Regions from separate parts of the Homo sapiens genome. Here region 2 is linked to region 1. The links are chromatin loops, found by intact Hi-C in ENCODE. Cell type or tissue: natural killer cell. All regions are shown on one strand. Each heading gives the region's core, and the rest is flanking DNA. Links, peaks and the distances in the headings are about the cores only.

What was found. Hi-C counts contacts between places; a loop is a spot of excess contacts. Peaks named below come from ENCODE experiments on the same cell type or tissue, not always from the same donor. Only the 100,000 strongest peaks of a DNase experiment are listed, where the experiment ranks them.
Region 2: a loop joins it to region 1, with 2.8 times the contacts of the local background. A loop is called at or near these places in 10 of 110 quality-filtered maps.

Annotation. Positions count from the first base shown.
Region 1 is chr1:91,510,619-91,518,016 of GRCh38, reverse strand. It overlaps CDC7 (cell division cycle 7), which reads right to left. Exons shown (of 12, transcript NM_003503.4): 5 at 6,327-6,420; 6 at 6,094-6,236; 7 at 4,710-4,959; 8 at 3,974-4,069; 9 at 3,020-3,198; 10 at 2,141-2,223. Among named protein-coding and RNA genes, the nearest start is that of CDC7, 13 kb to the right of the region's middle. In natural killer cell, for the core only: CTCF peaks have their summits at 4,442, 4,650 (motif pointing left) and 6,408 (motif pointing left); DNase peaks (open chromatin) are centred at 4,666 and 6,416.
Region 2 is chr1:91,682,941-91,689,354 of GRCh38, reverse strand. It overlaps TGFBR3 (transforming growth factor beta receptor 3), which reads left to right. Exons shown (of 17, transcript NM_003243.5): 17 at 5,498-6,414. The coding sequence ends at 5,616. Among named protein-coding and RNA genes, the nearest start is that of CDC7, 190 kb to the right of the region's middle. RefSeq lists enhancers at 4,537-4,616, 5,096-5,599. In natural killer cell, for the core only: no CTCF peak of the experiment used is centred there; a DNase peak (open chromatin) is centred at 4,444; H3K27ac peaks cover 3,704 bases.

The sequences.
Region 1 (7,398 bases), core at 1,607-6,606:
GTTCAATTCTCCTGCCTCAGCCTCCCCAGTAGCTGGAACTACAGGTGTGTGCCACCATGCCCTGCTAATTTTTTGTACTTTTTAGTAGAGACGGGATTTCGCCATATTGGCCAGGCTGATCTCGAACTCCTGACCTAGTGATCTGCCTGCCTTGGCCTCCCAAAGTGCTGGTATTATAGGCATGAGCCACTGTGCCCGGCCCTACTTGCCTTTCTTAGCTCCTTTGGTACCTCTGCCTGCTCCTTCAATGTTTTCTCCAAGCCTTAAGTGCTGACGGATATTCCTCAGAGTTTTAACTTCTCCCTCTGTATACTCTCCCTGATTGGTCCATCCACTTCATGGCTTCAACTGTCATTTATATAATGATGACATTCATCTGTATTTCTAGCCCAGCTCCTTCGCTGAGCATCAGACTTAACTTTGATTCTGCTGGAAATCTCTATTTGGATGTCCCACAAATACCTCAAACCAATTATACCCCAAACTAACCTTACCTTCCCCTATAAACCAGTTACTTCTCCTTTACTCTCCACCTTGGTTACTGGTACACATCCAAGTCTCCCAAGCTAGGAATCTGGTAAACATCCTGAATGCCTTTTTCCCTCACCATACCACACCCTAATTCTACATCCAATTATCCACCAAGCTCTGCCTTTCTAACCCTTCACTTTTCTTTTCATTCCTATTACCAATACCCTCATTCACATTTTCATCCTCTCACCCGGACAAATTCATGCCACCACTCTCCAAAAGCTAATCTGTTTGCACGCCTGCCAGAATGATCCATCTAGGATATACCATTGTCACTTTTTTCACTTAACTTTCCAATATCTACAGTATATAGTCCAAACTGTAACAACTGTGGTCTGACCTTGTCTACCTCATTCCAGGTTTATCTCTCACCATTCCTCAACTTGCATCTTAATATTCTAGCAAAATTGGACTTTTTTTTTTGAGATGAAGTCTTGCTGTCGCCCAGGTTGGAGGGCAATGGTGCGATCTTGGCTCACTGCAACTTCCGCCTCCTGCGTTCAAGTGATTCTCTTGCCTCAGCCTCCTGAGTAGCTGGGATTACAGGTGCGCACCACCACACCCAGCTGATTTTTGTATTTTTAGTAGAGATGGGGTTTCACCATGTTGGTCAGGCTGGTTTCAAACTCCTGATCTCAGGTGATCCGCCCATCTCAGCCTCCGAAAGTGCTGGGATTACAGGCATGAGCCACCGCGTCTGGCCAAAATGAAACTTTTTTAGTTTCCTGTATGCTGTTTCTTGAGTTCCTTGGCTCATGCCTCTATGCTAACTTCTCAGCCCAATTTACATTCTAAGAGGTCATTTCTTTCATGAATTGCCTTTCATAATCTCTTTGGGTTAGGATAGTTAGATACTCCTTAAATACCCTGAATAAGTTTTATTACCATACTCAACAGGTTATTTTATAATTATTTGATGGTGTCCTGACTAGAGTGTGAACAGATGGTCTCATTTATTTATTTGTTATCATTAGCAAGCAAGAACAGACATTCAATGAATGAATACATTTCTTCAAAGCCCATAATCCAAGTGAATAGCAGGATTCATCTATTCATTCAAGATGTTTCCTGGATTCCAGCTCCATGGTAAGTTTTTAGATTACGGAAGACATTTTTCTTTTTCAAAACCTTCTAACTGCTATTATATTGTTTATATAATAACAAAAGTAATTTTAATCAAACACAAATATATCTACATCACAGGAAACTTTTGAGGTATTAAGCAAGCAAATAAAATGCTTTAAGTCTTTGGCTGGCAAAAACTATTAAACATAATTTTTTCCCCCACAAAGGTGATGTCAGCAAAATTCCACAGATTACATTTTGCGTATTTATTTACAAGATGGTAAGATCATCTTGTAAATAAATACGCAAAATGTAATCTATGGAATAAACTGTTTAAACAAAAAAAGAGAGGCAACATTAGGATTAAAAACTTTCATAAAGAATAGCATTAGCTCAAAAATAGGAATGCCACACTGCAAGAACTGCTTACATAATTAAAAGCAGAAGAACTCAAATATTAGTTATAAATAGACAAAGATCATAAAATAAAATACGTCTGGAACAATCCATTTTAACTAGGTTCTGTATTTCCAGTACAACATACCTGTAGTTTGATTGGGGCACTTTGTCAAGACCTCTGGTGCTCTGAATCCTGGTGTACCTGCCCTAGGGGCAACCTGCTGACGCCTTATGATGAAATAAGATTTCTCTAGTTATGTTAAAGTTGAACTATGTAAGTCTAAAAAATAACATTCATCAATTTAGTTCACAGTAAATTTTGCCTTGATACCTATATAATAAGTGTTACTATAAAGTAAATGATAATCTAGTGTGATAAAAATCCTAGATTTTTCTTCTTCTGTTTTTTACCCCCTCTACTAGTTCCCCGGACTTACTCCAGAAAGGTTTAAAATAACCTCCAAGAATAAAAAGCAGTAGTGGATAATAAGAGCCATAATAGAAAAAATAGAACCCAATAGCAATTCACAGGTATAAAAATTCATTTGTTTGGAGTAATTGATCACAGATACACTTATATATTTGAGTTAATCAAGAAAGGCTTTATGAAAGCCAAGCCTTGAAGGAAAGGAAGAAATTTATGAGTCAAAGAGTTGGAGGTGGGAGTAAAAGAGGAGCTCTACTATTTGGTTCTGGTTACTCCACATAAGCGGGAATAAAAAGAGAAAACAGAAAAGACTACATCAGCAATCAAAATGTGTGATTCTAAGCTTCTAAAAGCCACCCCGTCCCACTTATTTGCATATAAGAGCAAATGTGTTTTCCAGAGTATATCCATATTAAATAAATAATATATGAAAACTGTTATCATTTGCTCTTCAACATACTACTGCTCTGCATCAAGGCCCATTGCAGTTCACTGATCTGAACTGATCCCTTGCACTCACAAAATTATCCACCCAAGTCAATGCAATTTCTAATGGCAGCATGCTGGTGATTTTATAACACCATCAAAACACATTACCTTGAAAGGCAAATACTACAAACTTTATCTGTTGCATAGCAGTCACAGGTCAGGCTAGCTGGGCAAGAACTGGCAGTTTTCCTCATCACAGCACTATTCATAACTTTTGTAGAAATAGCCTTCTTTTTTGTTGCTAACTTTCTAGACAGTACATCCACAGTCTTTGACTGCTTCATGAGCTGTAAAAGAAAAGTCTCATTTTTCTATTTTCATGATATTAAACATGATGTCCTAAAATGCTAGTATGGCAAAAAGCAATAGCGGAAGCATAACTTTAAAAACTGCTGAATGGCTATTGGACTGTAAATAAACTGTTGTCTATTAAAATGTTTAAGGTCTTCTTGGGTTTTTCTGTAAAGTCACCTTATATTAAAATTTACTAATTAGTCCTAGCTTGGCCAATATTTGAGTTATACTTTATTAGAACTTTTCCTGATATATTACAGAAGTATAAAACAGTTATGTTCTAGTGTCTAACTCCATTTCAGAACTGTAAACTGCACAAGTACGTTGGCTAAAATCACAGTTTTAATTTGTTGCTCATGCTGTCTAGCTGTCACAAGATATCATAAGTCAATCTGAAATCATCTACATTGATGATGATTTTGTTAACTTTACAAACATCTTTACACTATCAACTATGTGTCAGAATAGTTAGCTAACTGTATGGAGCTCACACTCTAGCAATGACAGAAAGCCCTTAATGTTCTAAATGTTCCTCTAGAGAAAGACAGTAATAGCTAACCAAAAATGAGAAAAAATTCCACCAGAAAAGTTCAGAAAAAAACTGGAGAAAACAAGTTTTGACTAAATGCTTAAAGCAGTAATACCTTCTGCCAAAGCCAAACTCTAGTTTAAAAAAATTTCTGATAATAAATGTTAATCTAGTTATTACCTAAATTCTCTTCAGTGTATGACTGACTGACCATTATGCTATTAAGCTACATTACTTACTTTCACTGCAGGGCTCTCATGTGAAATGGAGCTGTGTATATTGAAATTTCTTTCTCCAAAAACAGAGCGCTGGACAGAAAGGCCTACAGATCCCTCCTACAATACCAACAAAAACAAGGAAAATAAGGATTATATCTGTAACACTTTCTGCCAGCTGTACTCTGCCATAGTTTTGAAAGAGTTAAGTGAGATGAAACAAAAACAGCTGCATCCAAGTCATTCTCAGGCACCAAACCACTTCTGTGAAAGGAGAAAATAGTCTAGACAGAACTCAACACCCATACAATGTTATCATAGTCCACAAATATATATAACTAAAAAAAAATTCAAAAACCACCTGCATGGATGTTACATTTTGCTGTGCAGCTAAAATGGAGATAGACACTTCAGAATTCCTCCCCTATAACTAATGCTTTCTTTTAAAAAGGATAATTAATCTGAACTTTTTAACATGCAGGGAAAATTTAATATTTTCCATTTTTGTCATAAAATATGATTTCATAATAGTTAATGACAGATGTTATAAACTGACAAAGTAAATTTTAGTTTTAAAATAGTAACCAAAATGATTCAGTACAAATCTTAGTGAAAATTTAATCAAATGAATACATATAACAAATGCAAAAAAAAGTTTTTTAAATTATAAGTACTATCCTAGTATTCTATCTCCCTCTGTTGGTTGAAGGAGTATATTTCTAAAACAGTGTCGGTACTTAAGAAATAAAAGAGATAGAACCTTTCCGTCTTTTCCTTGTTTAATCTGAATTTGTGCATTTGTGTAGGGTCTTTTAACAGAAGCTTTTGTGGTGGACTGCTGATCCAGCTCCTTAGGTACTGGGCCACTCAGTGGAATCTTGTTTCCTGTGATTATGTGGGATTTGTTTTGTGAACACCTTTCCTGCTGAGCTTCAGACTGGACAAATTTAAGAAGCTCTATTTTCGTATCATGGGTTCCTTGGGCCAAACCAAAGTCTACCAAGGCATACCTAAGAGACAAAATTAAGCATTTTTACTTATCTGTAGCAATTAAAGCTTAGTAACATTGTAATACTCTCAAACCATCCTCATAAAAACTGTAATTCTTTTTGGGATCAATTAGGAATTTATAACATTCTGGAAAAAAGAAAAAAAAATAAGTTTTCCAGACAAAGTAAGAATTTAACAGCTAACCAGGATTGAAAATTAAGAGTTGTCCCACAATCAAATTTTCTTTTTCCAGTGGTCTGTGTTAATAAGGCAGAAGAGGAATACATAACATAAACACAGTCCGTTGTTCTCTGATGGTGGCAGAGATGGCATCATAGCAGATAATTTCTAGTTAAGAAAGCTTAAAAAAATTAAAATCATGGTTTTAAAATCTGATCCAATTAAAGAAAATTAAAAAGTCAGGCATATAAAAGCTCAAAAAAGAAGTTATAATATTATTATGTTTAATATGATCCATTATATAGAGGTATTTATGTTATTTTTAGCTTATAATTTCTCTATAATTATAATCAGCATTAAAAAGTATACATAAAAATAAAACTTTTGTGTTAAAACAGGAAATTGGCTATCATGTGGTCCAATCCCCTCACTTACTAGAAAAGAAAAATGAAGTCCAGAGATAAGAGACATGTCTAAGGTCAAAAATTATTAGACTCTAAGTCTGTTAGTTCATGCTATTTCCACTGAACCATAGTACATCTAATAATGTACATTATTCCACTAATACAATTTTATCTTCTTCATCACCAAATTTCCCTTTCCAATCACAAAGAAACTGAAACAGAAATAATCTGTGCATGGCTATTGCAGTATGTTATATTATATCTAAGAGATATAAGTCAGAGGATACAAAGTAGCAGATATGTAGGATAAATAAATCTAGACCTAATGCACACTCTGAAGATTACAGGTAATAAAACTGTACTGTATATGAGATTCATACTAAATGAGTAAATTTTAGCTGCTCTTGCCGTAAAAACAAAAATAAGATGGGTAACTGAGATAAATATTTGCTTCACAATAGTAACTTTTGTACTATATATAACATCATGTTCAATACCTTAAATATAGACAATAAAATTGTTTTTTAAAAGAAATAGGATAAATATTTTCTAGTAACTCTTCATACTTACTTTTTCAGGCGCCTATTATATAAAAAATTGCTGGGCTTAACATCACGGTGAACAATACCAAACTGATGAATGCGTTTCAAAGCTTTGAACAGATTAAGCATATATTCCCGTACTTCTTGAAAGGAAAGAGAATTCAGAATGTCCTAAAACAAAGTTACAAATGAAATGAGTTACAAATATTGTTTGCAATTAAATATTTAGCTAATAAAAATTCAAGAAATATTAAAACCTACCAAAAACGACTCATGCTCCAGATATGGCATAGCAATAACTACATGATCATTCTTCCTAAAGCAGTATTTAACTCCCATGACATTATCTTGCCCCCTAGTGGAAAAATGCACAAGGAACTTTTAGAAGAAAGGTCAGAGGGACTGAAACTTTATGCCTAATTTTAAAAACCGCAATTTTAGCAATGCATACATATTGCTAGAAAACTGACTTAAATCATCATCACATAATATAAACACAAGTGACTTGTGTTCTCGTGTTAAAGTTTTCTTTTAAAACAAAAATGGCACCAGTTTTGAAGTTACTATAATAATTCAAACGAGGTAATTATAGTTGTGACTGGGGAAGCAGCAGAATGAGAAAAAAGGGAAAAGATTAATAAGACTTAGCAGATAAGATGGTAACAGTAATAAATAAATCAAGGTCACTAAACTAATAGATCAATGAGCCAGGATTTGAACCCAGGCATTTTGCTCCAGATATATGTTCTTAATCACTATGTTACACTGCTTCATAAAAGAGGAAAATAGGACAAAGGTGATTTCTATGATTTTGAGCCTGAGTAAGAAAACAATAGAGATACCAAAAAATGAGTAGAGAAGCCAGTAAAAGAAGCATCTAAAACCAGACCTCATCATTTTGATAGAGTTATCTAGACAAGGGACTAAGCCTTAAGTGAGAAGACAAGTGAGAAGTCAGTGAGAGTACCTGCAGAGAAGTGATACCTACAGACATGAAAATTAATAGCGAGAAAAGAAAACTGAGCTTGGAAGAAGCCAAGTTAGAGAGCCAAATAAGAAAGGAATTTTGAAGGAAGAGTTATTAGCATGGAAGTCAAAGAGAATAACAACTGAGGGAAGGCTTTTAGTTAGGCAAAGAATAATTAACTGGTAATTTTTAAGACAGCAATTTAAGTGGAAAGGAAGAAACAAAACAGAAGGAAGGAAAATATAACACAATGGAAGCTGAGCCTGAAGACAATTTGCCTGACTGCATTGTAAGATCAGATGAAGGCATTTTTAGCATGTACTTTTTTAAGCACAGAAAAAGAAAAAGTGGTAGAGGGAGACAGTT
Region 2 (6,414 bases), core at 1,415-6,414, 170 kb before region 1:
TTATAAGCAGATTGGCTCAGGCAGAAACCCAGCTACAGGCACACATGCCAACCTTTAGGAAAGCAATGACCTGATGAACTGTGTCAGAAAAATGGAGAACTGACAAGGGAAGTCTCACTGGAGAAAGAAGAAGTGTTTCTAATCTGAAGAATTAAGTTTTCTATTAACCTTTTATGGAAACTGAGGGGAGGGTGAGAAGAAGGGGGAAGGGTATGAATGGCCAGATGCTCCGGGAGGTGCTTTGTTTTTTGAGAGAAAAAGACACACCAATAGACACCAGGAAAGCCGAAGGCATTCATCTTAACCTCTGTGTTTAATGGTTTTATAAAATAATGATATGGGCATTTGAGTGAAAAGAGAGTGGAGCCTGCCTTCTTTACAGTCACATTGGGGTTTCCGTCTGTTCCAGCTGCATCTGTCTGATCCCTGGGACTTGGTCTCTTGCCTCCTACCTTATCACACCTTAGTCTGTCTGCTTGCTGTTTCTCTTTTCATCGGGCTACACTTGGGAACCTGGAGAAACCTCAGGCCTCTGAACACATTGGCACCTCCCGAGCTACTTCTAATGAAAACCTCTTACCTGACTTGGGTGGACTTTTGGGTATGCGCTTGACTTTTGCTTTAAGAACACATGGTGTGTTCCATGGAGGGTTGTTGAAAACTGCCTGATGAGTTGGGACGGGCACACCTAATTCAAAACTTCAGCATTTTATTATGCTCTGTGAAACAGTGTTCCTTACACGCTTAGATTTTTTTTCTGCTTACACATCAGAGCAGCCTTAAAGTTGAAAAAGCTTTTATTACGCATTTCTTGTTTTAAGTACGCTCACCCTAATAACCCTGTGAAGTAGTGATTATCTCTGTGTTGACTAAAGGGAAACACAACTAATATACCTACTAAGGTAGCAAGTCTAGCCATTGAACAAACCAGAGCTTCAAGTCCAGTTTCTGACTCAGGGTTGTAGCGATAGCTGTGGAGGACAGCCTTCCTCCTCCACCTGATTTCTCTTTCCCTCTTGCTTTTCTTCTTCTTCTTAGTTATTATCAGATTTTGCATCCTATTCAGGGGCCACAAAGGCAGGGAAGATACCACAGAAAACCAAAGTCCATATACAAACAGGTTGGCCACACTGCAGGAATATAGAAAGAAAGTAGTAGGCAGGACATTGTGAAAAACTTTAATTCTTGATATAGTCTTTTCCCCGTGACTTCTAACAACATCTAACTCACCCCTCCTGGAGAATTTTGCTGCAAAAGAAGAGTCTTTTGTGTGGAGGCTGGGGAGGAATGAAATTTGAAAATGATAAAAAGTGATTGAAGACTTCTCTAAATTAAAGGTAGTATCGTTCACTCTGCTTAAAGAGTGAGCTTGTGAATTAATTACAGTTAGGAGATCAAGAAACTGAGACATTAATTGATAGAAAATCGCATCCAACACGTAGATCTAGAAGAAAATATCTTTATTTTCTTTCTAGCATCAAGGAATATTAAATCTAAAGTGTCCCCAGGTATATGGTTTTCAATCCTGTGCTTAAATATCTCCTGAGAAGGAGATTCCATAAATTCCCTCTATAACTAACCAATCCTCATAATCAGCAAGTTCTTTTCTATCTGATCTAAATCCCTAGTCCTGCCATTTAAACTCATTTCCTCATGTTCTGCCCTCCAGGGAGATAAAGAACAGCTGTCTGCTCCTATTTGTAATAATCCTCATGGAGAGTATTTGCAATAGTCTCCTTTGGCCTAAATACCAAGCTTGCCCTCACCTTTCTTTTTAACTCTTCTCTTGTTTCCCCACAGAGTCCTCCCATGCTATTCACATCTTTCTTGAATAGTTTCTTCCCCAGGACCTGCCATGGTGAAAGACTTAGAAATAAGAATACAGTTGTAATATAGACGCCAAAGAGGTAGCAGGAAGTCAGATCTGGGCAACTCCATGCCATGCTAAAGAAATAAAACATTCTCCATTAAGAAATGTTTTTTGTTTGTTTGTTTTTGCTTCTTTTTTTCTTCTTCCCCCTGGTAGAGACAGGGTCTCTCTCTGTTGCCCAGGTTGGAGTGCAGAGGCTCTTCACAGGTGAGATCATAGCTCACTGCAGTCTCTAACTCCTGGCCTCAGGAGATCCTCCCCCTTCAGCCTCCTAAGCTGGCACTGTAAGTGACTGCACCTGGCTTTGTTTTTCTATTTCTTGAGGCATCTCTGGCAGTATCTAGGCCCAGCCATAGGCTAACTGTGAGATGGGTGGAATTAATCCTTAGTGTCCTTATCCTCAGTGTACTCTCCTCCTCCAGAGTATGTCAGGCACCAAATTCCTCTCTCCCCTACTCACTCTCCCTCCTCTCAAATCTCTGTTCCCTCAATGTGGTTTGATATTTTAGGAGGAAAGCAGGAAGACTGAGTACATTTCCTCTGCTGGCCAAGTCTGATATTTATTTACAAGCAAGGCGCCCTCCTTGAATTTCTTAGATGTGTTAATTGGGCCTAGTCTGCTTAGCCACGAGGTCCTCCCTGCCCATCTCCTTTAGGAGCAGCCTTGTTATACTTGTCACCCAAGGGATGTTTTAGAGAAAGTTGGTGCTCCACGAAATCAGAGACCACTGCAGTGGAGAGCAGACAGCCAAAGACCCATCTCAGAAAACCCAGGGGTCTCTGTTGGCCCATTAAGTAGAAGCATCTGTACATTCAACTTTCTTCCTCATGGTGAATTTTTCTGTAGCATCACTTCCATTTGACAGTGAAAAAACTTAATCTGTCAAAAGGTAAGAGTTATTTTTAAAACATGGTTATATTGAGAAACCTTGCATCTTACATGTGAAAATAGCCACAGAACTGGAAAGGATGGTCTGAAGAGGGGACTTTCAATATTTCCCAGCAGATTCTCAGACAGAGACTCACCTTGGCCCATTATTGGATCAAAGTCAATATAATATTAGGTTAACTTGACTTATCCAGCTGGTGAGATGCATCCTGCAGTCTTGAGTGCGGAGGCTTCTTTGTTTTGTTTGGGGTTTTGTTTTGAAGTGTTTTGCATTACCAGAACAAGAGTTCCCAAAACTCGGGAAGTTGAAAGGTCTCTTTAATGGGCACGGATGAAAATAAACTGACATGGCAACAAATTATATTTGGCAAATAGACATCGGAAAGCAGATATTCAGGCTTCCTGGGCAGGGCATAGTCCTGGCACTTTTCCTGAATGTGAATAATCAAGCACAGGGCAGATCCTGGAGGAGCACACTTGCTCCCTATTGCTTGATGAAGCAAGGCCTTCTCTTTTACCTGCTGTTGGGCTGAGCAAACAAAGCCCAGGTGAGCCAAAAAAGAAAAAGATGGAGTTGGCCTCCTGCTTTTCAGATGTATCCTTATTAAAATAGGAAAAAATATTTTTAAAATGTGGTTCATGCATAGCCACATTAGTCCTTCTGATTGATTATGTGAGGATCCAGCTGGGTATGGACCAACATGTGGTTTGTAAGGGAGTCAAATTCTTAAAGTATATCTAGAGTTGTTTGGGTCTCTGGAGGTTGTTTTTGTTTTGACCTCAGAATAGTTAAGAGATTTGATTCCCTTCTAGAAATAAAGCTCCTACTCTGGGGAAAGTGAATTTTTGGCAGAAAGTTATTGCCATGGAGGCTAATTTCCCCAGCCTTAATTATACACACACATGAAGAGTAGAGGGCAGTGCTGGGGAGGGTCCAAAACATAGGTTTCCAAAAAAGTCAAAAGCAGTGTTTCAGCCGGGCGTGGTGGCTCACGCCTGTAATCCCAGCACTATGGAAGGCCAAGGTGGGCCGATCACGAGGTCAGGAGATCGATACCATCCTGGCTAACACAGTGAAATCGTGTCTCTACTAAAAATACAAAAAATTAGCCAGGCATGGTGGCACATGCCTGTAGTCCCAGGTACTCGGGAGGCTGAGACAGGAGAATTGCTTGAACCCGGGGGGTGGAGGTTGCAGTGAGCCAAGATCATGCCACTGCAGTCCATCCTAGGGGACAGAGCGAGACTCCGTCTCACAAAAAAAAAAAAAAAAAAAAAAAGGCAGTGCTTCTCCGCTTCTCAGGAATATTGACCCCAGTCCCCTATCCATCCCGCCAATCCCAGAAGAAAAGATAATTAGAGGAAGTACAACAAGGGCCAAACTTACAACAAGCACATAAATACTTTGAGGTTGATGCAAAAGTGTGTATAGCTGTGTGGTTCATGAAAGGGGTGACAGGAAAAGCTGTAACCAGACCCAGGGACATGAGCCAGTTCTACATTTTGCAGAACTGCTTTTTTCACAGAGGCTTTTGAGGGGCCCCAGAAAGAGAATGGAAGTAATGGGGCCAAGTTCCTGCACTGGAGGGCAGGGCCTTTCCTCGAGTGTTTTGTTTTAATGAAGCAGCTGGAAGGGTTGCTTATCTCCGGCTGATAGATGTGTATTTCAGCATGACAGGAAAGAGGAGGCTCATTCATAAACAGGCCTGGCCCTCTGGGGTTTCCCACATTGAAGGAGGGGATGCTGCTTACAAGAAGTTTATGAAGTTTATGCTCTGACTTTTCAAAGTAAATGCAGTGTTTTTTATTGGAGAGCCCTGATCGCTTTTCCCTACCTAGAGCCATTTTTTGAGGGTTGCACTGAGGCCGGTTTTGCCGAAGAGAAGACTAACTCTAGGGCCTTTTGCACTGTTAAATGCAAACCATGTGTGTGACTTGAGGTTTCCTTCCTCTCCAAAGCACTGCACATTTGGCACGATGAATGGCTTTAGCTAAAATGCAGTGGGGTGTGTAATGAAAAGTGGGATGCTTAAAGTGTTAGGAGATACTCACACTGCACCCCACAGGGAACCTCAGTGGGGAAGAGAGGCCATTCGCTGGCAACTGCAGTCCCCATGTGCAAACAGCTAAACCCCTTCCCCAAAAGGTTTTTCCAATAGCAGCTATCCCCCACCCCGGTTTCTCAGGTAATTTATCTGTTTGGCACACAAGGCTCTCTCTACTGTAGCTAGGACAAAGTCTATATTTCACTCCTGTTTTTAACAAGTGCATTCAGAACAAGGCTCCCAAACTTCCAGGGTTCTCTTAACTACAATTGAAAGGTCACACCCTCCAAATCCTACAGTGTCTTTATGAGAGAAGATGGACAGTGTTTCCTGAATACAGGTGCTGGTCAGTTGCCAGCTCACACAGACCAAGTGGTGGTGATTTCATCAAAGGTTGTGGACCCTGAAATCCAGGGACTTTGTCATCAACTCTCAGGGGTCTTAGCCACTAGAGCTGCCTGTCAGTCAGCTGTCTTCTTTTTCCCATTCATGATGCTTTAAAAATAAAACAACAAATAGCAAAACCTTATTTTAGAAGGTATTCCAGCCATCTAGGACCTAGTCTAGTTGCTTCTGCCCTGGTTGAGAAAAATATCAGTTAAAATGGCAAATGCGGAATAAATGATCTTTTCAGGAATGCACATACATAATATGCGTCTTTCTCTGACTCTGCCTTTTCTTTATTAACTGCAGGGGAGACAGCAGGAAGGCAGCAAGTCCCCACCTCCCCGCCAGCCTCGGAAAACAGCAGTGCTGCCCACAGCATCGGCAGCACGCAGAGCACGCCTTGCTCCAGCAGCAGCACGGCCTAGCCCAACCCAGCCCAACCCGGCCCAACCCAGCCCAGCCCAGCTCAGCTCAGCTACTGCCAAGGGCAGGACCAATGGCTGAGCCTCGTGTCCAGACTCAGAGGGCTGGATTTTGGTTCCCTTGTAAAGACAGAGTGAATTTCAGTATAAAGATCACCCGTTGTATTCACCCCACACCCAGGGCTAGTATAAACATGACCCTGGGCTTCTGTACCACACTAGAATTCATGTGAGAAAGCTAAAATGGTGGTCTTCTCCACCAGCCCCTCACAGGCTTGGGGGTTTTCAATGTGAAACACATGCCAGTTTTTAAAATGCTGCTTTGTCCAGGTGAGAACATCCATAATTTGGGGCCCTGAGTTTTACCCAGACTCAAGGAGTTGGTAAAGGGTTAATAGCCAGATAGTAGAACCAGTGAGGAGATGCGGCCAAAGATTCTTTATATCTGAACCAAGATGTAAAACAAGAAATGCTTTGAGGCTTTCTAAGCGATCCTCCTGTCTAATTTGCACCTTTGTCTGGATGCACACTTCTGACCTTGCTGCCACAACCTGTGGGGTCTGATGTGTCCCTTGATGGGTGCTGCCCTCAGGGACTGCACCCTGACAAGTGTTAAGGCAACATTCCTTTCTTGTGCCCTGGGCCAAAACCAATGCTGATGACCTTATCAGCTTCCTGTTTCTTCCCATACTTGCATACACCACTGCAAAATGTCTTAATGCAAATTTTGTATTTCTTACAGGCCTACAGAAATTGAAAATGACCAAAATCAGGAACCACAGATTTGTGCCCATTCCTAAT